2 separate regions of the Mus musculus genome follow, and region 1 is linked to region 2. Evidence: chromatin loops called from intact Hi-C (ENCODE). Cell type or tissue: heart. All regions are shown on one strand. Each heading gives the region's core, and the rest is flanking DNA. Links, peaks and the distances in the headings are about the cores only.

Region 1 (14,643 bases), core at 11,806-14,305, 240 kb before region 2:
CCTCCACAGCTCACCAAAGATGCCAGTCCAGCACCACAGCCAGGACGTGCAGTGCGCCGACGCCGACACACTCACATCCATCCTTACTTACCTAGGGCTCTCTCATGATGCCTGCGGCACGTGCTCATGCATCCGCTTCTACACGACCTTACCACGAGACTCGCCTGTCCGCCTTTGGCCCCAAGGATCTGCCCTGATGTCTTTTTTCATTATTTCTTTATTAAAGTTTTTGAAACAGGGTCTCATGCACCACAGGCTAGCTGAGGGCTAACCTTGATCACCTCCCGGAGGTGGAGATTAGAGGTAGCTGTCACCACAGCCCGTTCTTTCTGTCGCTTTTTGATGGAGTTGTCCACATGTCTCACTCACCCCAGCTCTCAGCTCACAGCAACCACTCATCTAACCTTGATTTACATCTTTTTCTTTTCAATTTAAAAAAATGTTACGCAAATGCAGCCAATGCAGCCAATACCTGGGGCCTTCTCTTTTCACCCAGCATAATTCCCTGGAGTTGTCCAGTAGTGGGTGCAATGACTGGTATTTATCCTCCTCTAGTGTCCTGCAAAGAATTTTCACTGCCCAAGTTCCCCGTGCTCCCCCTACTCATCCCTCTTCCTCCATCCCAACCCCCAGCACACCCTGAGTTCTTTTCTGTCTCTGTAAGTCTTACGTTAGCCAGAACACCATGAGATGGACTTACACAGTATGCCAGCTTTCCAGAGTCGTACCTCCAAGGGCTAGGTTTTAGGAGGTTTTTAAAGGCTTCATTTTATTTTTATGTGTGTATCTGTATGTGGGTATGTGCTAAGAGCAGATGCCCATGGAGGCCAGAGGTCCTGGATCCTCTGGACCTGGAGCCACCCAGTATAGGTTCTGGGAACTAAACTCAGGTCCTACCCAAGAGCAGTGTGCACTCTTAGCTGGAACCCTCTCTCCAGCCCCTAGGTGATTATTTTTAAATGTTAGAAAAATGCTGTACTGGTGTGGTGGCATGTGCTTTTAGTCCTAGCACTTGGAGGCAGGGACAGGGGCAGGGGCAGGGGCAGGGGCAGGCGATCAGAAGTTCAAGGCCAGCCTGAGATCCTACCTCAAAACTAACAACAGCACCACCACAGCAGTTATAAAGCACACATAAAAAGCCCAAACACACAAAAGGAAACACAAAACAGACGTCTTTGTAATGTAAGACATTTATTTTGGTTACAACTTTAGAGTGCGTTAACACTGGTGGTAGACTAGAGGCTAAACTTTCCTTTTCCTCCCGGATGGCAGGACCTCCCATGCCTGGCAGGTGACAGTGCTCTGCCTCACCCCACCATCCCCTGCCCTCTGAGCCTCTTCGGTCCACTGAATCACTTTTTACGGAGTTAACCTAACGCTGGCAGAGGAAAATGGAATACAAGTTAAATATCCAGCTATTCTCTCTATGCTACGATCAGGACAAAGCCTGTAAAAGAATTATGAAAAAGACAATTTCCTGTGAGAAAATCTCTTATCCTCGTATTATAAGATCAGTGCTTCTCTTGATTAAAACATTTAGCATCTTAAATACTATAAGCAACTTAAGGTGGAAAGGCACCCGCCTCAACAGTGCCCCCTGCTGGCCATGGCATTATCCACACCCACTTGGGGGTGGCGGGTGTGCTAAAGGCCAAGTGAGAATTCTTAAAATAACTTAAGAGTGCTGGAGCCCAGAAGAGCCTTAGTATGGGCCAAGAGTTCCCTCATTTGGTAAGTGTTAGTCTGTGCTCTCAAGACAATAGAACAGCAAAGAAACAGACCTACCCCTGGAAAAGGCAGGCAGACTTTAGAAGATTGAGAAGAGAAACCATTTTTATGTTTGTAATTTTTACCTGGATGTTTATAAGTCATAGAAAGTGGCTGGGTCTGAGGAAGAGGTTGGGGGGGGGGGGAACACCCTTAATTCCTATTCCACCACTTTCCATGGATAGAACACTATCCAGGATTCCCAACCCCACCCCCTACTCACGGGCAGCCACGGGGTTGGCTTTTCCACAACATCGGTATTTTACCTGAAGAATAGTAGCTAGTTTTATAAACACGAGGCAAAGCCAACCAAGAACCGTTGTACTTTCAGCCCTAATGGAAAGCCAGGAATCTCCCAAAGGCTCTTTCTTCATGTTCCCACAAAGAGGTTTCCAGTAGGTGCTAGTGACTGTCCTGTGGCTGTCCTATGGGGTGACCAACCCAGAAGAGGCAGGGGGAGGGAAACCCACCCTCAGAGTGGAGAGTTCAATGCTATGTGTCACCATGTGTTACCTAGACAAAGAGAGACTGTGTCCCAATCGACTGGGGAGCCACAATTTTCACTTCCTTCTCTGGAGATGGCTCAAAGTCATGTGCACTTGGACACTGTTGGGGGCAGATTTCAGGTCCAAGCCAAGAACAGCCTCAAGCAGCAGGCCTGAGACTGCTTCTACTTAGCTTTAACGAGCTGGCAACTCTTAATTATCTTGAACTTTTTTTTTTTTTAATGGAATCTTAGTTGGGCAGTGGTGGCATTCGTCCCAGCCCTCAAAGGCAGAGTCAGGCAGATCTCTAAGTTTGAGGCCAGCCTGGTCTACAGAGCGAGTTCCAGGACAGCCAGGGCTACACAGAGAAACCCTGTCTCAAAAACCAAAGCCCAAAATCCAAAACCTAGGATCTTGGGACCGTAGCCCTGGCTGGAGTCTCGATACGTAGACCATGCTATCCTTGACCTTTCGGCGGTCTTCCTGTCTCTGCCTCTCATGAACTGGGCCTGTAGACATTGCAATCATGCCTGGCTAGCCCAGATGTTTTTGGTTTGTGGTGTTTTGTTTTGTTTTGTTCTTTCCTCTCTTTTCCTCTCTCATAACACATGAACCAGTTCTGTCAACTCTACAGTGTTATTTTGAAATGCACATTGTATTGAGCAAGAGAGCCGCTTGGAAACTAAAGACTGAGGTACACAACTTGGCTATGGTCACTTCATTCTGGGCCAAAAAAAAAAAAAAAAAAAAAAAAAAAGGATGACCAGCCCTATGTGACCAGGGTTGCTGTGGTCACACAGAATAGGGGACAATGACCATCCAGGCTGCACAGCTCTGCTCCTGCTGTGATCAGAGGTCTTTACCCTGGGAGTGACATCCTAAGACAGGTCTGCTTCTCCTGCCTCTTGCAGCAGCTCTGGAAAAGGCATGTTCCTTACCTTAACCATGAACACTGCTGAGTCTTACACTTAAAGCTGAATTTGAAATATTCAACAAAAATCCCTGATATTTCTTTCCCTCCAAGGAAGGTTTCTCTGCAAACTCCTGTAAGACATCCTACAGGCAGGCAACCAGGCTGCTGGGATCCGGGTGCCCCACGACAACAACTCTCTCTATACACGGGGTACTCAAACAGCTCTGGTTCTCATAAAATGGGCTTTTATGAGACGCCTATGTGCCGGGTGCTGGGGTGGTGGCTGACGGCTCTGCGTGACCCCGGAGACATACAAATAATGAGAACGTGAAGTCCCAAGAGGATTATGTTCAATCTCTGGCAAATGTGCACACATACAAGGTCCAGCGAGGTTCAAAAACCACCCTTAGAAAGTTCTTTTAAAGGCTGTTTCTTTCTTTGCTCTCTCTCTCTCCATTCTCATGGTGCCGCCAAGTCTCGTTTCTGTCCAGCGAGTCAGTTTCAGGATCCTGCACAGACACCGTGGAACCAGCAGAGCCTCCCGTAAATGGCCAGGGTGAGCAGAGGGGCCTTTCATTTTCCTTCTGTCCCCAAGGGGACAGGCACCCCTTCCAACATATGCACCCGTGCACACACCCACGGACATGAGCTGCAATTGGCTAGGTTCCTCCTCCTAATTATTCTTAGAATAGCAACCAGGATGGCAAGCACTTGGCGTGATGACTTGAACTCACCAACACTATAATTCAGGATAAAATCCTTGCAATTCTCCAAATGGAGGTCCTTTGTTTGTTTGTTTGTTTGTTTGTTTGTAATAGGCTGGACTTTACACCCTGTATTCTGAAAAGGGGGAAACCCTGCCCAAGGCATCGCTCTTCTAACAAGCAAAGGAACAGAGCCATCCTCAGGGAAGGCTCTGAAGCAGCAGATATAGATCGTAAGCTCTCTGGCAAGGCACACTTTAAACATTCCAAAGAATCAAGATAGCCTCTGGGAAAAATGGATTTGCTTACCCAAGGGCCCCTATGTAGTATCTTTAATTCTAAGGAAATAATTTTAAAATGCAGCCTTTTTTTTCCTTCTTTTTGGAAATCTAGTCACTAATCTATCTCCACTCTGCTTCAGAACTTAATGTCATTCGTCTGCCTCAGCAGGGCGTGTCGGGCTGTGAGGACCAGGAACAGACATGGGGAGGTCAGGGCCTGTGTTTGCATAGTTCCTTTACCAGGCTCGTGGTTCTGGACCACACAGGAAGAACCCAGGTGGGGGAGGGGTCATGAAGAGTGCCCGTGTCCCGGGCCATGCACCCTGATAGCCCTCCCACCCTGGGTCACTGAGATGTATCTATGCCACAGACAGGGACATAAACCTGAACCTCACCTCAGGGAGAGACATAAATTACAGGAAAGGATGGCTAAGGAGCAGAACTTCTTAGGGAGCTTCTTCATGTGCTCCCTAAGGGTGGAGTGGCCCCCGAGGACCAGAGTGGGACAGATGTGGGCACGTGTCTGGTGGTGCAGGGAGTGGGTATACTGTGTTTCCTAAACATGGCTGCCAGGGCCCTCCCAGTCAGACCTCTGCAAAAGAGGCTGTGGGCACCCTAGAGTTTCACCTTGCCCTCCTTGGCTAGTCTGTCATTGAGCTGGCAGAGTTGGGCCAGGAAGCCATCGTTGGGGCCGATCTCACGATTCTGCCTCACAGTACTCAGAGCAGACTTGACGTCCATCTTCTGCCGCATCATGAGGTAGGCGATAACTAGCGTTGGGGAGCGGCTGTAGCCCTCGCGGCAATGGACAAGCACCCGGCCTGCAAGAAACAGGGGAGACGTGGTAACTGTGGAAGCCCAACTTCACTGTAACAGTCAAAGTCTTCCATACAACAAGCATATCACCATGCACCCACCCAGAATGACCAGGGACAGCAGGGTGTCAAGAGGTTCTCCACCGCGGAAAACTGGCAACAGCTACTCACGTTGAACACCTGCGCCCCCTACTGCCCAGCAATGGCATGCTGGGAATTGAACTCAGGACCTCTGGAAGGGCATTCGGTGCTCTTAACGGCTGAGCCATCTCTCCAGCCCCCTAATAAGTCTTTTTAAAAAAGAATTAATGATCTAGGTAGAGAGTAGTGAGAAGGCTCAGTGGGTAGAGGAGCCAATGTCAAGCTGATGAGTTGAACTCCAACCCCGAATCCACATGGCACTGAGAACTTTCTGTAAGTTGTTCTCTGGCAAACCGAAATAGCTCAGTTGGGAGAGCATTAGACTGAAGCTGTTCTCTGGCTTCCACGCTCATGTCCAGTCCAGTCATCCCTTCACCTGCAGCATGTGCGCTTCCCCGCCCCCATCAAAGAATTAATGATCCAGTCAGGTGTGGTAGTACACATCGTAATTCCAATACTCTAAGAGGTGGAGACAGGGAGTCACTTTGAACTGCAAGTGCAAAGCCAGTTTGGGCTATGGAACAAGCCCCCACCTCAGGGGAAAAAAAAAGAATATGGAGATGTCTCAGTGGGTAAAGGCATTTGCTGCCACACGTGATGACCTGAGTTCAACCTCTGGAACCCACATGATTGAAGAAAAGAACTGTCCCCTGTTCACAATACTCTGACATCCCCACACACTGTGCCATGCATGGGCCCACACGCACACACAACTACAATAAATAAATACATGTAAAAACGCAGAGTAATATGCAACTTACTAGAAAGAACGTGTATGAGGCACACAAATGTGTGGCTCCACAGAGCAGAAAAGAGGCCCAAGTAAACCAGGTTGTTAGAAGCCTGAACAGTGGTAACCTGGGAGTACTGTAGGCAGAGACGTGGGAGGGAACATGGAGTGGGCTTTCTGGGGTGGTAATTGTGTGTGTGTGTGTGTTTTAAAGATTTATTTATTTTATGTGAGTACACTGTAGCTGTCTTCAGACACACCAGAAGAGGGCGTCAGATCTCGTTATAGATGGCTGTGAGCCACCATGTGGTTGCTGGGAATTGAACTCCGGACCTCTGGAAGAGCAGTCAGTGCCATCTCTCCAGCCCCTGAGTTTTGTTTCTTGATCACGGGTTGTGCCATTCAGTGAACTGCACACTTTGTGACCCAGACCTTCTCTGTATGAATGTTATCCTTCAGTCTTGAACAAAACATGAAACCATGTAAGTTACCACTCGCCTGTCATCCTAGCACTCAGGAGGAGGAGGCTGAGGCAGGAGGATGGCAAGGTTGAGGCCAGCTCAGGCTATAGAGCATTACTCTCTCTTAGCACAAAACAATGTACATAATTAGATAAGCAAGATATTCTAGCTACATGTGTCCATACAATGGAACCCAGGCGGAGAAATGAAGAAGGGTACTGAGAGCTGCCTCAGCAGTTAAAAGTGCTTGCTTTAGATTCAAGTTTGGTTCCCAGCACCCACACCAGGCAGCTCACACGCTGCCTGTAACTCCAGCTCCAGGGACGGCCATGGCCTCTTCTGGCCTCCATAGTATCTGTACACATGTGGCACATGTGCATACACACAAACAAATAAAAATATGTTTAAAAAAAGAGAGCGAGAGAATGCAGTACAGTAGTGTGTGATAGCAGAGTCAGAACCCAAATACTCAGACCAGGAAGGGGTGCAGGCTGTGTGACTTCACTGACATAAGAGTGTGCAGATGCACACTGTTCTCCAGCGACAGAGGCAGAGCAAGAGGTGCTTGAGAATGGAGGATGGAGGGGACAGGGGACATGAAGAACATGGGGGTGATGGTCACATTCACTGTTGCGGTTGTGGTGATGGCTTTACAGGTGCTTGCCTGTGCCGGAACTTAATGACCGCCACATTAAATCCATACGTAAATCCCATCATGTCTCTGCCACGTGTATTTTAAGAGAATGGATTTCAGGACTGGAGAGATGGCTCAGCAGATAACTGCACTTCCTGCTCTTGCATAGGACCGGGGTTCAGTTCCCAGCAAACATGTCAGGGGACTCACAACCTCCTCCAACTCCAGTTCCAGGGGATCAGATGCCCCCTTGTGGCCTCCAAGGGTTCCCGCACACACGTGGCACACATGAACTCATGCAGGCACACACACGTGCACATAAAAATAAATAAATGGATAAGTATTTTTTAAAAGAATGTATTTCCAATACAAATATAAACAACACACACACACACACACCCCAACAATGCCCTCTTGTAGCTCCCTTAATTTCCTTCTCTGGTATCCCTCCTCTCCTCTCTCCCTGCATCCCACACTGCCTCAGCCTACAGCTTATTCCTTCCTGCCCACCTTCCTGCAGACTATGAGCCATTCCCACTGACACACATACACACAAACACACACACACACATACACACAAACACACACACACACACACACACACACACACACACACACACACACACACGGCTTCTGTTTCCGTCTGCATCACCAGTGAAGTGGAAACTCAGAATTTCTCAAGGACAAGGAAAGCAATGGTGGGAAGAAAGGAAAGAAGGGAAGTGGGGGAGGGAGAGGCCAAAGGTCACTGTCAGGAAAAATCTCATCACACTGCAGGGAGCTGCCCTCCTCTCACCTCATCCCCACCCCTCACCCCCCCCCCAGAGGCGAAAGCCCAGCCTCTCTCTTCATCCACCTGCTCCCCACACAGAATGCTTAACTCACTGGCTTGCCATCTCTTGCTTGCATTTCTCCTGCACAGGGAGCTCGCCCTCTACCCTTGCCGCTAGCTGCCACTCCACACTCCACCTGGCAGCTGGAAAAAAAATCTTCCGGAACTCAGCTCTGACCTGTCATCATTCGCAGGGTGGAGTCTAGTCTCTGAAGTGTGGCTTGCTTACAAGGCCTATTGCCCTCCCCTCTCTCCGCAGCCTGGGCTATGCAGTGAGATTCCAAGATTGACACGGATACATAGCAAGAGTCTGTCTCAAAAAACGAAACAAAACAGAGACAGAAACAAAGCCCCAGGCCAGTGCCTGGCACACAAGAGCACTCGATAAACATCACCCAGTGCTAGGAGTCCCCCAGGGGCCCCAAGCACCTGTGACCCCGCTGGCCATACACAGATCCACTCTCCTTCTGAAAGATGGAGTTCTTCCAGAGCCAGGGTTGATGCTCGGCCATTTCCAGCATCCACCGGGCATCATCATCCCTCTGCTGAGTGAGTGAATGGCCACCACCTACACCTCCTCACAGGCATTATTTGGAAAGAAACTGCTGACCCAGAATTAAGAGCATCTCCTCTGCACCCCTCTTTCTACCTCAAACGCACCTCTACTTGCCCAGATCCTCCTACATCAGAGATGGGAGTCCCCCCACTTTCCTACCTTTCTCTCTCTGGCTATTACCTAAAGTTCTCAGCAGGGGCTTTTACTGATCCCGCTGGACAGTGGGACCCTCTGCAGGGTGGCCACCCTCCTGTTTCCCACAGGGAGCATGCTCAGTTACAACCATGCTCCAGTCCCAGCCCACACAACGCCTCCTTCACACGCCCTCCTTAGAAACACATGATGGCTCCCTCTTATACACAAACCCAGGCTCCTTTCCTACTCCCTGGCACACATGTCTGTGTGCATGGGTGTGCTCACTCACACTTTCCTGTGAACTCTAATGTGCACTCTCCTCTCTCACTCTCTCTTTCAAATTATGTGTGTGATAAGCCCGAGTGTGCATGCCTGGTTCACATGAGTGCATATGTGTGTTCAAACGCACACTTGTCCATGTGCATGTGGGGGCTTAAAATTGGCATCTACTGTCTTCTTCAATGTTTTATTCTCTCTCTTATATGTTAAGGCAGGATCTCTCACAGAGCCCAGAGCTCAGTGTTTTGCTATTCTGGTTAGCCAGTTTGCTCTGATGATTCCCTGTCTCCGCCTCCCGAGTTCTGGGATTACAGGCAGGCCACTCTGCCCACCCAGATTTTAAGAGTATTCTAGAGATCCAAACTCTGGTATTCATTGGTTAGTCGCCAAGCACTTCAGCTGCCCAGCTACCTCCCTGCTCCTAGCCCCTGGTTTTCTCAGTAATGGATTCCTGTTCCCTAGAGTCCTGCAAGTGGATAGAGAGAGGCCAGTATCCATTTTATCTTAGCAGTGTACCCACAAGGCACCAGAGCTCTGCAAGTGGTCAGAGAGAGGCCAGTATCCATTTTATCTTAGCAGTGTACCCACAAGGCACCGGAGCTCTGGGATGCAATCCCCGCTTTGTTCAGCAACCACCCGCAGTGAACACTGTGAACACCATATGCTGGGGAGAAACCAGGGACATGGTCCCCGAGAACCAGCCTGAAGGCAGGCTCCAGAACGAGGGCCACTATGCCTAGTGGTAAGATATAGATAGGGTTTGCCAAAGGATGGGGAAAAACTAGCAGGAAACATTCCAGACCAAAGATCCAGTCTCCCCATACACAAGGTCAAAACAAGTCAGCATATATTCCCTGTAGTCCAAAAAGAGGAAGTAAAGGCAGAATGCCCCAGAGTTCCCTGAATGAGGATGACCAACCACTGCCATGTGAGAAGGGTGAAGCCTCACTCCTTTAACTAGCAAGGCCGTGTTCTCCATCTATCCAGAGTGAGAAGCACAGAACGGCTGGAGGAGAAGGGCTCGGGTTGGGTGTGACAGGGATTAAGAGGGACCATAGGGCCCTGGCCTTAAAGTCTGCAGCTTTCCCAGTCTGTTACAGAATGTACAGCTTTGACGGGATTCGTCATCGGGATGCTGAAGTGACCCGCTGTTCCAGCATCCTACCTCCTAAAGTTGCTTCCAGAGCATTGCTTCCAAAACAGCCTCAGAAGGTAGGGGGCTGGAACAGCAGGTCACTTCGGCATCCCAAGGATGCACCTTGTCAAAGCTGTACATTCTGTAACATGTGACTCTCACAACCAAAATCTTAGTACTCTTAAGATATTCGTATGGATTGTGCAAGGTGCACAGATCAGTTAAGGATGAATTTTGTTCCTTCCTTGAGCAGGTGAAAGACAACTGGCTTTTTATGAGTTAGTTTGATCAATAAACAATTGTAATAAAGCTTCATACTCGTGCCATGTGAAGGAGGTCATGAAGAATCTTAAGGATTCCACAACCAGTAAGATTTATTGTCTAAATTTAGCTGAAGTTTTGGCTAGAGACGTTTTTATGTCTAACTCAGTTATTGGGCTGTTCCCATGGCTCAGAGGCAGAGGGATCAGATTTAAGAGCTGCAGGAGAGAAACCATCCAGCAATGTAGGTGCGAAGGGAAGTGGCCCTAGGGGCTTCTCAGAAGGTAACAGGGCAGCAAAGATAAAATATAGATTTAGAAGGTGTTAAGCCAGGAACACCAGAGGGAAATGTGTGCTAACTTCAGGGATGTTCAGAAATGCCCAGTCACTGAGCTAGTTAAGGCATATCAAAATTAGCTTGTGTGTGTGTGTGTGTGTGTGTGTGTGTGTGTGTGTGTTCATTCGTGAATGAGCTCTTGAGCTGATACAGCAGTATGCACCGTCCACCAAGAGCCAAAGCTGTTGAACCGTTACACCAGTCAATAGAACTTCTGTAAGTCCAGTGGTAGGGAGTTCTCTTTGGGAATCACCAGGACAGGGAAGCTGCTGTGTACCCAGGAAGCCTCTATGGAGCACAAAGAAGGCCAATTACACCTGCAGTGGGCCACCCCTCCCCCACAGAGGGAGAACCTGTCTGCTCTGCTGACATCTGCCCTGTGACCCTCTCAGCCTTCTGTCCTGTCTGACCACTAGCCAGCTCTCATTCAGCCCTACTTTCTGTCTGCGGCTGCAGGGAGCGAGCGGCAGGAAGACTTAACCCAGGATCTCTAGGCTGCTGACCCTGAGCCAGTCGTGGCCACTCATTCCTCTGGCGAGGTGACCACTCATGAATGCCTAGCCAATAAAAGGGTAGGAAAGCCCCACTGGGGGAATTCTGGGGAATGGTTCACTTGCTCAAACAGGCTGGGGATGTGGCAGAGTCTTTACGGTGCTCAGGCCTAGGGACCTAAGTTCAGATCCCCAACGCGACATAAAAGCCTGACCCAGCACATGCCCCTGCAGTCCCAGGGCTAGGGAGGTAGAGAAAAGCAGAACTCCAGAGCTCACTGGCCAGCAGCCTAGATAAACCAATGAGCCCCAGGATCAGGGAAGAGACCCTGCCTCAAAAAATAAGGTGGGGTGGGGAACGATTGAAGACGGTGTTCAGTATCAACCTATGGCATGTGTGCACACACATGTATACACATACATGAATAAAAAAATGGGCACACTCAATTAAAGGGAAAGGAGCACAGCTACCTAACTCCTGCTCTCTGTCTGAAATATTATTATCCATTGTCATGTCTATGGCACAGACTATATGCAGTGGCCCCCATCGGCTCACATGTAGGACACTTAATCCCTAGTTGGTGGCATATTTTGGGATCTTTCTGGAACCTTTTTCAAGTGGGGGCCTCTTTGGAGGAAGCAGGTCCCAGAGGGCTTACGCTCCATGGGTGCCGGAATGTACGTTCCTTACCATTTTTATGGGCCAGCGCCTGGTCAATGAAATCTGTGGCCCTTTCAAAGTAAGCACTGAGGTTGAACTCCTGCGTATCATTGGCCTTGATGCCCAAGTAGGTGATGCCAGAATCCTCGTAGAAGCTAGCACTGGTGTTGACGTGCATGAAGGACCTGCCCTCGGCAGCATTCAGGACGTGGGTGATGCCCAGTTTCTGCAGCTGGGTGATGTCCTGAGCCACAGACCTGGATGGGAGGCAGTGGTGGAAAATGAACAGGCAGCCCCGGAAGGAGGAAGAGGAGGAAGATCCGAGCCTCTTGGCAATAAGGAGCCCGTACCCGCTGCCTGCTGTGGCTCTTCCTGCCTCATCTCATGACCTCTCCCCTCACCCCAGCCATATACGGTTACCGGCAGCTTCCCCAAATAGACTTGTGGTCCCACGCCCATGCTGTTCCCTCTGCTTCCCTTCCCCACCTTCTGCGTAGGCATTCGCCTGTCATCCTGCGGAGCCCTCTGTGGGATTTCCCCAGCTCCTTCCGGTGTGTGTGCTGCTATCACAATTCCTATGTTGTGAGGATGGTATAGACAAGCTATAGGGAGTCAGACATGGTAGCACACACCTGGAATCCCAGCACTCGTAAGCCATGGGAGAAGGATATGAGTGTGAGGCTAGCCTGAGTTTACCCAGTAAGACCCAGATTCGAACAACGAGAAAAAAGAAAAATAGACCCTAGAGTTGGAATGTCTGGGTCTCAATCCAGCCCTGCCATTTACCATGCAGACAAGCTTAAGCAAGCCACTTATATCGTCCTGTGCCTAGTTTTTCCTCTCTGTAAAATGTGGATAGCAGTGCCAACTGCTTGGGGTGGGGGTGGGGGTCCTGAGTGTTAAAGGGCCTGAGTGTTAAAGAGTGTTCTGTTGGCAGAGCCTGATGCTTTGGTGTTTATATTCCAAGGCTTCGGTCTGTCAGTTCTTTGAGTGGTCCGTCCCTCAGTACCTGCTACGGTGCCTGTTACGGGGTAGGTACTGAATAAATGTTCGGTGACTGGGTGAAGAATGGAACTGTCACATGTCAGGCTCCCTGAAGGATCAATCCTACCACACTGGTAACTACAGTTCTGAGGCTCTCTGCAATGTCTAGCACTAGAGTAGCCCCCCAATACGATGGGAGTTAGAAGGTACCTTGACTGAATGGTCAAAGAGGCCCTTCGCTTTCCCCTCACAACATCCAAATTTAAACTGCAGTATCTTACAAAGCAGTGTCTCCTGCAGAGTCCTGTCTACCTAAGAGAGGATAGGACTGCCCCCCCCCCCCCCCCCGTGAACAGAGCCTAAATTCTGCAGGACAGGAAAGGTGGGGGTGGGGTGGGGATGTGCCTGTGCTCATATGGGCTGCTGAGCCAGAGCGCTGTCCAGATGGGAGGAAAGAGCTGCAAGGCTCTGCCCCCACCTCCCTCTGCCTCTCACGCCCTGAGATTGGAAAGTGCAGCTCACACAGACTCCCTCACTGGCCTGAGAGGATGTGCCGGAAGCCCCTTGGTCCAGGAGTTTCAGGTGGACGAAGAAGCTTTAGGCTTGGCTTTAGGTATGCAGTTGATCCTCCCAGCTGAGCAGCGCCCCCATGTCAAGGTCAGATTTGCATAGAGGGCAAAGGATGTGTTCTCCAAGGCAGCCATCAGTCCTGACACTATGCCTAGGCAACCTACTGCAGATAAAACTCAACAACCTGTCCCCCAGCAAGCAGGCTCCTGAGACCGCCAAGCCCCCTGGCTTCTTGGATAGTTGAGGTAGGGAGGACTGGGAGAGGTTCCCTAAGACTATGCAGCGACTGAGCTGGAGGCTGACCCTGTGAGTCTGTTTAGCCACTTGCTCAGGAGCAAGAATGCACAGCCACGTTGACAGAATGCTGAAGAGCGCGTCCATATATCTCAGCTCTCTACCACCAATCCAACCGTCAGCAAATGCACCATGATGACCACCACCGTTCTGAAGAGTGAACACCATATGGTGTTTGACACATAGTAGGTGCTCCGTATGGAAATAAGCGATGCAGTACATGCAACCTGCCCCCAAGTGTCTGAGACTAATCATGTGAAACCCCTCTGGCTCTGCTGCAGGCTAGGCAGCAGGTCCTAGGTGCAGGACAGGAAACACACATGTAAGACATTGAAAGATCCTTACAGCCCCTCAGCCATCCCGGCCATCGCTTCCTAGTGTGCAAAAACAGAGCTTAGGACTTTAATAAATGGGGTCTTCACATTCATGAAAACCCAACGTGGATCTTCCTGCAATGTGGATCATGCCAACTTTTATCTTGGTGTTAATATTGGTTCTCTCCCACTGCTGAGAAATTCTTATTAATAACATGACTAAAGTTTTCTTTTTAAAATAAGAACACATACGAGCTCAATAATATACACATTTCCTAGTGGTGCAATTAGGAGGAATTTTCAGATGGCTCGGGTCTTTATCATTTTGTTTTTTTCCATCTAAGTCAAACTTTATCTGGAGAAGCCAGGAAAGCCTTGGCTCAGCTACTTCCTCTTCTAGGGTATTTTAGGGTATTTGGATTTCCTGACACGGACAGGAAAAGCTCCACACCCAGATTGTAACGTCATCCCGTTGCCATGGCAACGAAGGCAGACATTCCACGGTGACCTCACTGCAGAACTAGGCAGCTGTCACATGACGCGCGGCCAAGAGACAGCCCTGCCACCTGTTAAGAGAACGTGGTAGCCTTGACCCCGCCCAAGCCCAAGCCAGAGCTGGTAGAGGCTGAGGTCAGGCACTTTGGGGGTTGGGGGGCGTCTCTGGGCATGCGGAGTCCAGCTCCTCCGCTTCATGCGCGGGGAGTAGGCGTCGACTCCAGGCTGGTCCCCAGCACCCGCTCTTGCTCTCAGGTCGGCGACCGCGCCCAGGATCCACCCCCCCCCCATGGACCCCACTCCAGCCCCCAAGTAGTAGTCGGGGCCCGCTGGGAGCGGCTACGGGTTTGGCCCTCCCAGAGACTCAC
Region 2 (14,643 bases), core at 5,506-8,005:
TGGAAGGAGGCGGGGAACACACTTCACACTCCTCTGCCCATGACGCCTCCCCACCGAGGACGGTTTCCCATGATCTATTTCTGTGCTCTTACGTGACTAGGGAGGCCAATTGAGGCTCAACAGGTTCTACCGCAATTCAGACGGCATTTCCACATGTGCAGGCTCGGCATGACTCTCACCTAGCAATTTGCACGACTCGTCGAGCAAGCGAACACCATCATGTAATGGTTACGAGTGAGGGCTTTGGGAGAGATGGCACAGGCTCAAGGCAGCACCACTTGTCAGTCAAGGCTCCAGGCGCCTCCCCAGGCTTCGTGCAAGCATCTGCAAAATGGAAGCGGAGCACCTACCTCCCAGGTTGCCAAGCCCGAGAAAATGCGTGCTGGGGAGCTTGGCACGGGGCCTGGGGAGATGGCAGAAGAGCTTGTCAGGGCTACTATTAATGGCTCCTGGAGAGAGAGAGAGTGTGTGTGTATGTGTGTGTATGTGTGTGTGTGTTCTGGTTTTGGCAACCTAGCAAAATCTATAGACTACTACTTAGAATGTTTCTATGGGCTCAGAATATACCACAGTGGCAAAACGCTTGCTTAATGCATGAGGCTCTGTGTATGATCACCAGCACCAAAATAATAACAACAACAACAGTCACAACAATAATAATATGTCTCAAGTTGACAAAACGGCCAGCTGTGGTGGTATATGCCTATAACCCTAGGACTCAGTGTAGGGCTGAGGTCAGTCTGAGCTTACTGCTAGACCCTGTCTCAACAGATCAAAAAACACCTCTGCCGTGTTCAAAGCCAGCCTTATCTACATAGCAAGTTTCAGGCTAGACAGAACTACATAGTCAGACCTTGTCCAAGAAATAAAATGATAAAACAAAACAAAACAAACACAGTCAAATAGGATGACAGATGCTAACATTAGGAAGGCTGAGGCATGATAATCCCCCAGTTTAAGTAAGGTTGGTAAATTCAAGGTCAGCTTGGACTACATAGAGACAGTCTCTCTCTCTCTCTCTCTCTCTCTCTCTCTCTCTCTCTCACACACACACACACACACACAAACACACTTGAACTGGAGAGATTGCTCATTAGTTATAATCACTGTCTACTTTTCTAGAGGACCCAGGTTCACTAGCAGTTTACAACCATCTGTAACTCCAGTCCTGGGATATCCAATGCTCTTCTGGCCTCCTCAGGCACCGAGGCAGGCACACGGTCCACAGACTTATGCAGGCAAACCAGGCATAAACATAAATGAGAAGAAAGGAAGGAAGGAAGGAAGGAAGGAAGGAAGGAAGGAAGGAAGGAAGAAAGAAGAAAAGAAAAGAGAGAAAGAAGGAAAGAAGGAAAGAAAAGAGAAAGAGAAAAAGAGGAAGAGAGAGAGAGAGAGAGAGAGAGAGAGAGAGAGAGAGAAAGAAAGAAAGAAAGAAAGAAAGAAAGAAAGAAAGAAAGAAAGAAGCAAGCGAGCTTGTTGGTTTAACCAAAAGTAAAAGCACACAAAATCAAATGTTTAGGATTATGTAAGGCCAACTTCACAGATTGCTTAAGCTCTGTGGATGCTAGGCTCAGACTCCTGCCACAGTGAGGCCTTAACTGTCATTCATGTTGTCTGAAGGTCACTCTGTGCACCTGTACCATCAGAGCCTTTCCTGCAGAGTGTACCGTGACCAGCAGCTAGGTTCCACTGAAAGAGAGAGGTTCTGGGAGTGGCGTCCTCTCAGCTCTATGCTCGAAGGCCAGCTCCCTGGCTTCACTGCCTGCTTTTTGCAGCTCAAATCTCAGCAGTGGGGTCCCTTTCATCCCTCCCCCAAATCACCTGGAACAAATAAGCACAAGCCCTGGTCCCTGCTCTCCAGGCCCCCAGCTCTGAGCGGTCTGATACTTTCCCATCCCTGACCTCACTGTCCCCCACTCTAGGTAACACCTCTGCCCAAAGCTAGTCTCTATCCTCCTGGGGCAAGGTGCTGGGAGACCCTCAGCCCTTCCTCCAGCAAGACAGAAGCAATGTGAGACTGACCTCAGAGACCCTCAGAATGTCAGTAAGGAAAAGGCCCAGGAGCTCAGCAACTCAACGGCCCCAGCTGCAGGAGGAGAAAGTGAGGCCACAGAGGGAGCTTGTCCAAGGTCACCTGAAAAGGAGGCAGAGGAGCCAGTGCTTAATCTAAACTCTCCTGGCTCTCTCTGCCCCGCTCCCTACAAAGCAAAAGGGGAAACCCTGGAGGCTGGCACCAAATATAGAGAGAGAGATGCGACAAGGAGCCCTGAGGGTCCGACAACCTAAATGAAGGCACCTGGGTGGTACCAGCATACCAGAGCCCGAAGGTGGAAGGGAGAGGGGGACAAGTGGCAGGGAGGAGCTTGGAAAGCTAGAGGTGGGCTGAGACTGAAAGACAGGGACGCAGAATCCAGGTAGGGGCCACAAGGTGTCCCTGGAATCAGTGCTGATCCAAGGTGGCTATCTAGAAGATTCCCACCTCCCCACCATCCCAAGAATGCCTGGGCACAAAAGCTGCAGGCAATTAAAGGGCACAGTAACCATGCAAAACCTGCAGTTATTGCTCCTACCTGGGGGTGGGGGTGGGAGTGGGGGTGGCAAGGGCCCCAGGGCCGATCTTGCTTCCATTCTCCAAGCACAGCCCGGGCTTCACTGTCCAGCAAGGCACCCTGTCCGCCTGGCTGCTTGCCATTATCCCCCTATGAGTTTAGACACCTGCTCCTGGCATCTCAAAACATCCTCTCTCCAGACTGCCAGGCTGCCAGGAGTTGTATTTATTTGCCTGTCTAAGATAACAGCCGCCCGCCTGCCCTCTGCATAGACCCTTCTCCCACCAGGGCCTTCCACGAAACACGAGAGGCAGCCCAGACTCTAACAGGCTGTACATCAGAACTGCCAAAGGAGGAGTTTAAATGTTGCTTCCCCCAGAGGTCCTGCAGACTCGGAACCTGCCTTAGACCACATCTCCTTGGCAATTCTGTTGCCATTTCAAAGCCAGAGAACCACTGTCTCCCAGTCCCTGGACTGCCTGCACTCATTCCTGTTGACAATCTGACAGCTGTTACAGCTGTGTGTGGACACGGTTAATCTGACTTCCTGTCTGGCAGCTGTGCAGAGGGGAAGGGACAGCTGAGGGTCTCAAAAACAAGATGAGGTAGCAGGCCATGGGGGCAGGAGAGGCTGTCTGCCTCTGTTCTTAGGCTCATCTTCTTTTGAGCCAAATCGCCTTCAGGGAGAGAGATAATTGGCCAAGTAGTTTCAAGTATTTGTGGGGGAAGACTACTCCTAGACACCCCAGGAGTGGGGCAAGAATGAGCCCTATTCTCTAGGAGTACAGATTTTGGAGGTATAGGTGGGCCTCCCACATAAGGTTGTACAAGTTGGGTACTGCAGATGGGTACCCAACTGAAGGGACAAACTGGAGTTTGACCAGCCCATGCTCTGGTTGCTAAGCCATAGACACTAGCTCTGAGGACACACCCACCCAGACAAAGGACTGTTTTTAAAGAAATGTGAGAGAAAGCTTTTGTGTAGGTTAACAATGGCCCCACACAGACAGACCTGAGTTCAAATCTAAGCGTCTACTTATTCTGTGCTCTGGGTAAATTCTTTCACATCTCTAACCCTTCTCCACTATGGGACGAGGGTAGTAACATCCCTTCCTAAAAGATACCAGTAAGGAAAGTCCCGGGTATCCCTGTCGCCTCGTGGATTACAATATTAGTTCCACTCAAGTCCTGCCCTTCCTATCTTCCTGGCATCCCCACACCTACACATTCCTGACGCACAGCCATGCTCGGAATGGCCTCAGGAGCCTAAATAGGAACAGGCAGGGAAAGCCCCGGCTGCAAACCTGAACCCCGTGGGACTTCCCAACATCCAGAGCATCCTTCCTGGCACAAACCAGACTTGGCCTCCCTCGGCTGGGAGAGAAGCCTCCTCAGCCATTCTTTCCCCCAGGATCCAAGGCCTCGGCTCAACCAGAAATGTACAAGGGGACATCGGAGCCCCACTCTGCAACCACTGGGAACCCCACAGTGGAAAGATCACAGGATCCTCAAGCTAGGGCCGAGCCTAGTATATGGAGGTGCCCGCTGCACACTGGGCAGTCACAGGGTAACTAGACAGAGACACCACGAGCCATCCACAGTGGAAGGGGAAATCGGCCCCTTTCCCCTTCCTTGAGCAAGAAGAGCCGAGTGAGTGTCTCTCTCTCCCTCTCCGGCTCACTCACCCTTAGGTGCTCACTGTAGCTGTCTCTATCCAGCCACCAGGTCAAGCCCTAGAATAGCACCCAGGCATCCTGCCAGAAGGCGGGCCCTCCACCTCCTCATCCAACACTCATTCATCTAAGTACCACCCACAGTGCTAGGTGTGTGTGTGGTGGTGGTGGGGGGGGGGTATTAGCAGCCAACAAGACAGACAGCAGAGGAAGCAAAAGCTGTCCCTAAGTAAGAGTTCCCAGGACCTGCTGCTACAAGGGACAGAGAGGCAGGATCTTGGAAGGCCCCTTGGGCTGGGACACCAGCAACACCATCCGAGAAAGCACCCCTGGAAACCGGCTTTGTCAGCTGTAGGCTTCTGTCTCTCGTCTGGAGACTGCTCAAGAAATTGGAGGGAGAGGGTGTGTGGTGAAGGGAAAAGGGACTGCAGGGAAACACCAGGCTTCTGGGCCCTCATGGCCATGTTTATCTAGGGAGGATTTTTTTTTTAACCCAAAGGTTAAAGTGTTTCTATTTGAAACGACTATTTACATTCCAGAGTCCAAAAAAAAAAAAAAAAAAAAAAAGGCAGCCAAGCTCCAGGCCTATATCTGTCCCCAGCCGCGTCACAGACACGGCATCAGAACTGTTCAGGGGAACATTCTTAGCCCTCTCCCTGAGCTGCTAGGGTGACTCACACCTCCCTCCTGCCAGCAGGGACTGCGCCACACTCAGAAGGCCAGGTTGGAAGGGGGGGGGGGGGGGAGTTGGAGATCTAGAGAGAAGGATTGGCTGGGGTATATCCAGGGATAGAAGAACACGGTCCCAAACTTTCAGGGTTTCTAGGGTCTGAACCAAAGAAGAGTAAACAAGAGGGAACTTGGGGCCAACTGGCAGCTCAGTGCAGAGTGGGTGACCAGCTAGAAGCCACCCTAGGCGATGCTCCTCAGACATTCCTTAACCTCCCAGGAGACCACGTGAATATGCAGAAGCCACTGAGGGTTGAGGACAGGGGCTATAGCTCCATTAGTCCTGAGCAAGCAGCAGCCTTTTGGGCTCCATCCCAGGGATTTGGTAAGCACACTGCAGGGCTGGTCTCCACGACTATGCCCTATCCTAGGATATTGAACGGACATCCCTATCCACGTCCGAGCTGACAGCAAATCACGTTCCAAGGATTTTCCAAACCTTCCCAAAACATTCTTCTGACTCGGCGCAATCCTACTCAAGTCTTAGCCCTGGACAGCAGAGAGCCAAATCACAGGTACCCACCAGAGAGAGATACAGCTTCCACCTTCTAATTGAAACCTTCAGATCCACACCCATGTATCCAGAGTCAAGAACTCTAGCGCGCGCGCACACACACACACACACACACACACACACACACACACACACACACATATTCTCTCTCTCGAAAGTACCAAGCCAGCCACTGCCAGGAGGGACCAAGCAGGCATGGGTCCAGCAGGCCCCTCCCTGGAGGAAGCATCTTGTGGTGCCAGCCTGGTGGCAACAGGTTCCTGGGAGTGACAGAAGGAGTGGCCAGCTCTGGGGGGACCCCACCCCCTACCAAGGATCAATAAAAAGCTCCCCCAGGGAAGGTGGGCAGGTCTAGGAATCCTCGAGCTGAGGTTAGGGGGGGAGGTCTTTAAGCCCACCTGTGGTCAAAATAACACATCCCTTATCCTCAGAAAGTGGGAAGAAACCACAGCCCAGGGAAGGAAGAGCTAGGAGGTAACTAGGAACTAAGCCAAAATCCTTAAACACCCCAGCTGCTAGTCTCTGCTCAACCCTATCCCAACAAGGCTCTTCCTAAGAGTCCATTCTCAGAAGCCTCCTGACCAAAAACTTGCCAAAGTCACTACCAGGTCAAAGCAAGCCACAGAGGCTCGGATTCTGACTCCTGCAGGTACTCCAGGCACAACTTCTTCCTCTGCTCAATTGTGGGGAGAGCAGGCAGCCTGAGACAGGTCACTGACCCACTTCCTCCCCCTCTGACCATGGTCCAACTAGGCCAGAATCCTCTAGGAAGCCCTAGCCCCTAGCAGCTGAGGCTGACCCTGCTGAAGGCAGAGGCACTGGAGGGATGAGGCGGAGGGTGGCTAGGAGGCACCGTGAAAGGACAGCCCTGGGCAAGGAAGGAAGGGAGGCTGCCTTAGAAGCACAGCTCTTCCAGTCCACGGATGTTCAACAAAACCCTCAAAGGCTGAAGCAGGACCCCGATGGAGGAAGACTCACAGTGAGGTGCTCAAACCAGGCGCCAGGATGCCCAAGAGCTGAGGGCAGGTGGGGACACGCAGCCACTTACCTGCCACAGGGATGCTGTGCAGAGGAGTCCGTGGCAGGATTTCCAAGGATGGTTCCCGGCCTGACATGCCATCTGCTGAGAAACAGGACTCGGTCTCATAGATGGTCTGCAGCATCTCCACAAGCCCCTGTGCCTTGGGCACCAGCAGCATGCCAGGGAGGGGCCGCCCGAGGCGGAAGCCGGTGAGGGAAAAGGTGGTCAGCGGGGCCAGCTGGCTGCTCAAGGACTCCCTCAGGCCACTGCCGCTGGGACCCACGAGGCAAGGAGGCACCTCATCCGGCCTGGGCGCGCTCCGGAGGCAGCAGACGCAGGGAGGCTAATGAGGCTGAAGGGCCTGCTCTCCGCTCCAGGAGCGTGGACCAAAGTCTGTCCAAAGGTTCCAGGAGTTGGGCTATGGCTGGGTGCTCAGGGGACAGGAAGGGGAGCTCAGTGGGCAGGCAGGCTCTCTCTGTGTTCCCTCCCAGAGCCACCGGTGACAGCTCTGGGCTTGGCTCCCTGCTCCTCCTCCCCGAATGAGCCGCCGGCAGCTGGCAGGAGACTGAAATAGCAGTTGGGGGAGGGCCCTGTCTATAAATAGGTGGAGCATGCTCAGGGAGCCGCCGGCTGGCTGCCAGGAGCCCAGGCCTGGCGGAGGCCCCATGGGGGGAGGCGCGTTCCACCCCAGGAGGAAGCGCCAGTCAAGGGGGAGGGGGGCAAGGGAGGCCTGCACTCAGGGCCAAGGCCACAGACCTGGGTGGCCAGTGGCTGGACTAGAGAAGGGTGCAGGCAGAGGACCCATGCATCTGGGGTCAGCTTTGGCCACTGCTGGGGGCAAACAACGGACTGGACACCAAGCAGCCAGCCTGGATCTTCTCTCTTCCCCCTTTCTGTGCAGAGCGAGGACAGGAATCAGAAAGACTAGGGAGAGGTGACAGACACCCAACCACCTGGTCTAACCTCGCACCTCCTCCTTACAGCCTGTGGAGTTTGTGTAACTTCTGCCTTCCCACAGAGCTGGGAGATGCCTTTTACTATCAGGGAGACCCTAAATAGCAGTGGGGTGGCAGCTCTCCCACCCATTCTGCAGTGCTCCCTCTGGCACTCGGCCTCTTCCCAGGGACCAGAGAGATTTTTCTGGGTTGGCTCTGCCCAGCCCAGGCAGGGGACTGGACAGCACCTGCCCATTCTCGGCTCAATCAATGCTTTCCTGGCAGCGTCCCCAGCTGAGGGCACCACAAGCCGCAAACATTGCCTTCGTGCTAACAACGACCACCAGCAAGAGGCCAAGATGGGGAAACCGAGGTACAGTACAGCGAGACGGAAGTCACTCTCCTCACAGAGCTGCTCACGTGATAGGGACCAGAGGTCTGAAGCACTGACCACCATAACTCATGGGCAGACTATGCACATCTGCCCCAGGTACAGGACCTCCAGCGCCCAAACAGGAAGACTTGGGGTTGGAGGCCCTCCAGCAGCTGTTAGCACCCTGGCCTGGCAGAGTAGCCTCAGCTCTCCACCTTCCTGGGCCATGGGGGTCACTGTACCATCAAAACTGGTGCCACTGCCAGTGTCACCTACTGTTGACCCCCCTTCTTCCCGAGTTGTGCCTCCCACTGATAGAGAGATCCCACTTGGCCCCCTGACCTCACTGCAGCCTTTTAATAGACCGGTTATTCCTGGGTCTGTAGGCTCCTCCCCCTTTCGTGACGTCACAGTTACTATTTTGGACCCCTCCTGGCCCCTCCTTGCCCCCCACTCCAGGCACAGAGCCAGGGACACCTGTCCTCTCTCTGGACTGGATGACCTCACCCTCCTGTCAGGAGCCTGGGAGAAGCAGTCCAACCAAGGACATGGTGGCTGTGACTCCAGAAACTCATCTTCCAAGTTTCTGCCAGGACTCCACCGGGGCCTCCTCCCTCAGGTTGGAAAACACACACAAGGGTGGTGGTGGTAGAGGCAAGCTTTCCCAAGCATGGTGAGATGCAGCCGATGCTGGGGTTCGGGGATTTGTTCCCCAGTGGTAGACCAGGAACTAAAGTGGGAGGAGGCTAAAGCTACAGCCAAGACAGATTCTAGATGGAAAGGCAGAAGACCTGTGCAATCTAGGAGCTTGGTACTGGAAACCATTGCCTGTCTACCGTCCCTCCTCCAGCTGCATCCAGATCAACTAGGTCTCTCAAGAAGAGAAGGGAAGACCAGAGGCTCTACCAGTGACAGTCCCAGCCAGACACAAGGGAGCCCAGAAGGCCGTGGGCAGCGGCCCCTCCCAGACGAGGCTCCACCCACCCACGCTGGGAACAACCAGAAGGGCTGGCTAGCCCTGTCCTGGCACACTCTTACCTGCCCCAGGCCCAGAAGAGAGTCAAGGAAGACCTGCTCAGGGGAGAAGAGCAGCTAGGACAAATTGAAAGCAAAGCGCCTGAGACCCTAGATTAGCCTGATGTCAAAAGAGGTCTCCCTTTTTTGTTGTTGTTGTTTTGAGACAGAGTCCTATTCTGTAGCCAAGGCTAGCCTTGAACACACAACTATTCTCCTGACTCAGCCTTTCCGCTGCTGAGACTACAGGTTTAAGCTATTAAACTTGGTAAAGAGGATTCCTCACAATTCTTTTGAGGACACAGGCACTCAAAGGCCAGGGCTCAGTGAGAACAACTGGCGCTATCATGACTTCTACTCTTTCCCAAGACAAGTCTCCATCTTCAACGCAATTCCCAAAAAGCTCTGAGGAAACGTGCTGGGATAGGTCTAGGGGGAGCAAGGACAAGCCTCTCTCTTCTTCCAAGATGCAAATGATGTAATGAGGTCTTCCTAATGTCTAGCCTCAGGCTTTCCTACTATAGCGCCCCCTTCTCCTGCCTACTTTCCCATCCCTTCCCATCCCTGGCTCCCGAGTCCCACCCTATAAATCTCCCAGAGTGCTCACTGAGGGTGTAGTCCACGAGACACATCCAGAACCAGCACCAGCAAGTTGAAGCCCAGCTTGGGCTACAGAACCAGCTCTGTTCTCCCAGCAGTGCCTCTGCTCCCGACTCTAAGGCTACACCCCGGCCTCCAAATCCTCTGAAGCTGGAGCAGAAGGAAGAGCCCAATGGTGCCTCCTCCAGCTCTGCCCAATCTCATTTCCTGGGCCCAAAGGCTGGCTTGGAGCCCTTACCAAAAGGGAAGAGAAGTCTTCTGCCCAAGGTCCAGAGACCCTGGACTAGGAGGTGCCCAGCAAGCATCAACCCTACTCCCCTGCAGTTCTTTCCTTTGAGCCTGATCACACTGGGACCTGTCAGTATGGCCGAGACACCACCACGACCCAGGTCCACAGTTAGCTACTGGCTGAATCTTCTCATTTAAACCCAACTGTAGGAAGACTATAGACACCCACTTTGTCATCTTCTACTTCCTCTCTGGGTTGATACTGCCTCTCCTCACCAGCCAGTCCTGAGCCTCCAATCCCTCTGGAAGGAAGCTGAGCAGAGGAAGAGAAAGCAGACTCCAATCAGCCAAGGCACCTATAGACAAAGGAGACCAAGGGTCTTCCCCCCCAGACCCCTGCCCGGGCCAGCGCTGACCCACTTTCTCCTCCGCTGGCTGGCTGCCTGCCCTCCCAGGGGCTCGGTAGCAGAGCCTGAGGCAGGGAGACAGGACGCCAAGGTTCCTGGCTCCACCCCACACCCATGCCCCAGTTTCTCTGGTCACCCCAAAGGGAGGGGGCAGTCGCCCTCCCTCCTGGGAAAGGAAAGGAGAGAAAGTATAGAGGGCGCTAGGAGGTGCTGGGCAGACAGGTGCTATCATGCGGTTCATCTTCCTCCCACGCAGGGCAGAAGGAACCTAGATGCCTTCTCCAGGGCCCCACCAACAAACATCTAGATGGGATCACGTGGCAGGCCACATTCCTGTCCTTCTCTAAGCCATGGCCCTGAGAACAGGGTACAACCAGGGCAGTTGAGGTCCTAGGTCCCAGGGAGGCTCTTCCAAGTCAAAGCTGCTACAAATCCTAGCCATCATTAACCCCATGCTGGGGAACGTACACACAGGACTGGCTCCAGAAAAAATAAAGAACCCCTCACCCCATTTGCACCCCACCCCACCCCCACCCCGCCTAAAGAAAAAGGTAGAGGGAAACAGACTGGCCTCTTCCAGGGAGCAGAGTTCCTCAGATGGCCAGAGAGGTAGACAGGTCAAGTACTAGCATGTAGCCCAGCCCAGAGATATAAAGAGAGAATGCCCACTGGCCAAAGTGGTGGGCCCAGAAGCTAACTGCTCCGTCTCCACCTGCCACACCTTAGCAGGAACTTGCATGCTGACTTTTTGGCTACGACTGAAGGGATGGACCATTTCCTGTCTTTTGGTCCACCACAGGCCAGCCTCAAAAAAAAAAAAAAAAGAAAAAGTTGTTCTTATGCTGAGAGGAACCAGGGAAGAGAGAGAAAGTGCCCTGCTGTGCTTGCCCTGCGGCTGTATGCCCTAAGAAGGGAGGACCGAATGAGCCAGGATGTGGGGAGAGATCGGTCATACTCGTCACCCCCTCCTGTCTGTAACCTGTCCTGGGGCTCCCAATCTTTCTTAGGGCCTTCTGCAAGGTGTCCACTTTGCTGTGGACACCTATGTGCTCTGAAAACAAAGTCACTTTATTATTGTGGAATTCCAGCTTCTTCCAGGCTTCAGGGCATCGGAGGAAGCCCCAACCCAGATGCCAGCTGAACTTGGAGAACAGATGCTGAGCCCCTTCAAAGAGTAAAAGCTGTGTGCAGACCGGTTGTCTCCATGCCACAGGGCAGCTGGACCCCACTAGAATAACCAGCCCCGGAGCTGTAGAAAAAAACTAAGGGAAGATCCACAGCAGGTCACCTCTCGGCACAAGACTCAACAGTCTTAAAATATAGTTCTATATCCTGTGCCCCTCTCTCTTTCTCCCTCCCATACACGGAAAAGACAGCATCTCCCCCTGCTGGGGGCAGCTGGAAAGCCAGCCAAGAGACAGGTCACCAAGAATACCTATCCTACCAGAGCTCAGAAGCTGCCAAGCTAGCAGAGATCTCCAGCTACAGCCCGCTCCCACCCAGCTCAGGCAGGATGGTTACGAGGAGAACCTGGACCATCAGTGACTAGAACACAGCCCTAGAAACTCGCTGCAAGAGCAAGAACCCCTATAGCTGGGAAATGTCCTCCCCAAGCTACCAACAGATGTCCCTGGGCAGCCTCTGCCTGTCTGATAGAAGAGCAGAGCTGAGGGACCGATGGATAGTCATCAGGCCTCTTCCTGTCCCTTTGATGACCAGAGGATGAGACAGGAAGCCAGAGCTCCAGAGCCCACCTGGTGCGACCCTTAGGGGTTTGAATGAAGGCGAGGGCAGGAAGACCCCAGTGGGAAATACAAAAGCAGTGAGAAGACAGCTGGGGAACGGCTCTCCCCAGTGTGGGGCTGGGTCCCTCCCTGCTTCTTGCAGCTCAGTTCTTATCCAATCCCCTCATCCTTCTTTTCTCTAGAAAATATCCATCTAACCATGCTTGCAGAAAAAGATACAGGACCAGGCAGTGCTGGGAAGGGCTAGGGTTGGGCGGGATACAGCAGGAGAGGCACTGACCATCTCAGACTGTTTACAAGGAGACAGCTAGGGGCAAGAGACAGCGATTACTCCGACCATGCTAACTTGCGACCTTCTGGGGAACTCCTGAGGGTCCGGCTCAAGTCATTTGGACACACCCTCATAGGCACACTCGTCGGGACACACCCAAACAGAGCTACCTTGTGTCCCACCCACAGACTATTCCTGGCAGCACCCAGCAAGGTCCTAGCAGAAAGGAATGGGAAATGGGAGTCAAAGACCCCCAACACAAGAATCCACCAAGAGGAAGAAGGTCATCTCCTTACACTCAGCAAAGAGCCAAGACTCTTCTACAAACACATAACCCCACTCCTATCCCTACACTGTATAGCCTAAGGCATTGGGCTCTTTAAAGCTCCACCAGGAAAAAGGTACAGCACAGGAAAAAGCCATCACCACGAGAAGTAGCACGAGCTGTCTCCAGGAAAACGCTTCCAACACTGTCCCAGGCTACCCAGGGAAAGTCACACCTCCATCTCAGGTACCCAAGGGCAGGCATGGGGCTGAGGGAGACCCAGGCTCTCCCAGAGCCGTGGATTCCCAGGTCTGTCTCACAGTTGGCCTCTGTTTTTTCATTTGTTTTTCCGGGAAGATTTTTGATGCTGTGACATTCTCCACTCCTGACCCCTTCAATCCCGACATCTCAGACACTGGCAGTCAGCTGGCCTGGGCGGGAAACCCACACAGCCCACTGCATTCAAAACTGCCCCAAGAGGCTCCTCTCCAACATCCCAGCTCTTACCCGACTCGTTGGGAGAGTTCATGCCGGCTCTGGGCCTGCAGGAAGCTGACGTTGGGGGCTGGGACGGGAGGGGGCGGAGCTGCTGTGATGTCAAGAGAGACAGACGATAACAGACAGACGGACGGGACAGGAGCCCGAGCCCAGGGCCGCAGTGCCTCTAATGCCCATCCAAGGCCATCCTTCGGGGCGGGGCGAGGCAGTCAGGCACTCAGAACGGCATCCCTGGGGAGAGACGGAGCAGGGTTAGCGGTCCCGGTCTGAAACTCGGGACTCTGAGAGACAATTTTGGAGCGATCGAGCATCTCGTACCAGGGAAGAGAGGGAGGGCCACCTGCCAAGGGCACAGAGGAAACAGCATTGGACCAGACTCTTATTTCTTCTTGTCCTAATTGGTGGTGCCCCAGGGACAGGAAATGGCTATCGTGGTCTCTGCAGATATCAGTGCCCGGTGCCAGGTGCACCTACAGGCTGGCCACATTTGTGGCATTGGGAAAAGGCTGAACTGACCTGGGGTCCCTGGCTGAAGTTCAGACTGACAGCCAGCCCAGTGTCCCTGGGACTCACAGGCCTGGCATCTTCTCTCTGTGTCGCGAGCCCTTTCCACCTATCACTGGAAACATATGCTTTGTCTTTCCAGCACCACAGTGAGTCAGGGCACAGGAGTGCGTTTCATGAATTAGGAAAGTCAAACAGATCCAGCACTCTCTAGAAGTGTGCTGGAGTTTTCTGGGCCCTGACCCAAGGCTTTGTGTGTTGTTCAGATTGGGCTCTGTGGAAGGAACTGTGAAATCCAGCCAGTCAAGCAATGGCCGACACATCCTAAGTCTACCAAAATAAGGAACACCTTTCCCTCGTTTACACAAAGGCAACAAAAGGCCCAATACTAACCAAAGTCAGTGGAGTAAAAGAATGTGGGTTGGCCAGAGTCCCCACCCTAGCCCTACAGTTCATCTTCAAGCCTTAAGGCACTAGGCAGCACCCACCTGGACCCTAAAGAGCCCCTGATCCACCCAGACATAATCTCATTCATTTGCTTCCAAAAGAAGCCAGGCTCTCCAGAGCCCTATGAGAGCAAGTGTCAGGAAGTGACCAGAACTGCCAACATCAAAGCCCTAACTCTGTTCTCCAGCTCCAAGCAGCCAGTCCTGTATCATAGCATCTACCTCCCTTTACTTTGATAACAAACTTTCTCCCAGAGAGCCCTACCTCCTGGTAGTATTCAATCTCTGCAAACCCTCCATTCTTATCAAAGACTCCGAGGGGTGAGGTCCAGTTGAAGCCCAGAAGTCTCCCAAGTCTTCCTTGGCAGGGCCACAGGAACACACACAAAGACCCAAGAGCCCCAAGCCTGCGGCTCCCTGCCGCTCTGGACTCTGGGGCTATAGAAAGGCATATTATATTCAGATCAGGGTTCAGGACTGAGAGACAGAGACTAGAGACAAAAGAACCTGTACAGGTCTGGGACCAAGTTCAGGAATGCAGCAGGTGGGGCTGCTGGTGTCCTGGCAGGGCCCGCGTGGGCAGGCCAGCTCAGCCCAGGCCCACACCAGAGCTGGCGCCCAGTCCAGCTCACACCCTTTCCCGTGGGTTGAGGAACACAGGTTCAGAAATTCCCACGACTGCCAGCAAGTCTAAGTAGCCCAGCCCATCTACTTAATGAGAAAAACCTCCAAAGCAGGCCACTCAAGAGGACTAGATCCTGAGGGGTCCCAAACTGATGAAGCTCCTCCCTTAGCCCCCACCCCCCTTACCCTCACCTAGTATCTCTCTGGGTCTTCTCCACTGGGGAGAAGAGAAACAGCTCCGCAAACT

The links. Hi-C counts contacts between places; a loop is a spot of excess contacts. Peaks named below come from ENCODE experiments on the same cell type or tissue, not always from the same donor. Only the 100,000 strongest peaks of a DNase experiment are listed, where the experiment ranks them.
Region 1: it touches region 2 in a loop (3-fold over the local background); 1 of 42 quality-filtered maps calls a loop at or near these places.

Annotation. Positions count from the first base shown.
Region 1 is chr11:101,969,969-101,984,611 of GRCm38, forward strand. Dusp3 (dual specificity phosphatase 3 (vaccinia virus phosphatase VH1-related)) reads right to left here. Exons shown (of 3, transcript NM_028207.3): 2 at 11,649-11,875; 3 at 1,175-4,971. The coding sequence ends at 4,766. Among named protein-coding and RNA genes, the nearest start is that of Dusp3, 7.5 kb to the right of the region's middle. In heart, for the core only: a CTCF peak has its summit at 13,233; DNase peaks (open chromatin) are centred at 12,063, 13,153, 13,753, 14,263 and 1 weaker place; H3K4me3 peaks cover 2,262 bases; H3K27ac peaks cover 2,295 bases.
Region 2 is chr11:102,211,903-102,226,545 of GRCm38, forward strand. Hdac5 (histone deacetylase 5) reads right to left here. Exons shown (of 27, transcript NM_010412.3): 2 at 12,832-13,053; 3 at 6,514-6,585. The coding sequence starts at 12,853. Among named protein-coding and RNA genes, the nearest start is that of Mir8101, 11 kb to the right of the region's middle. In heart, for the core only: a CTCF peak has its summit at 7,049; DNase peaks (open chromatin) are centred at 5,799, 6,339 and 7,089; H3K4me3 peaks cover 2,500 bases; H3K27ac peaks cover 2,500 bases.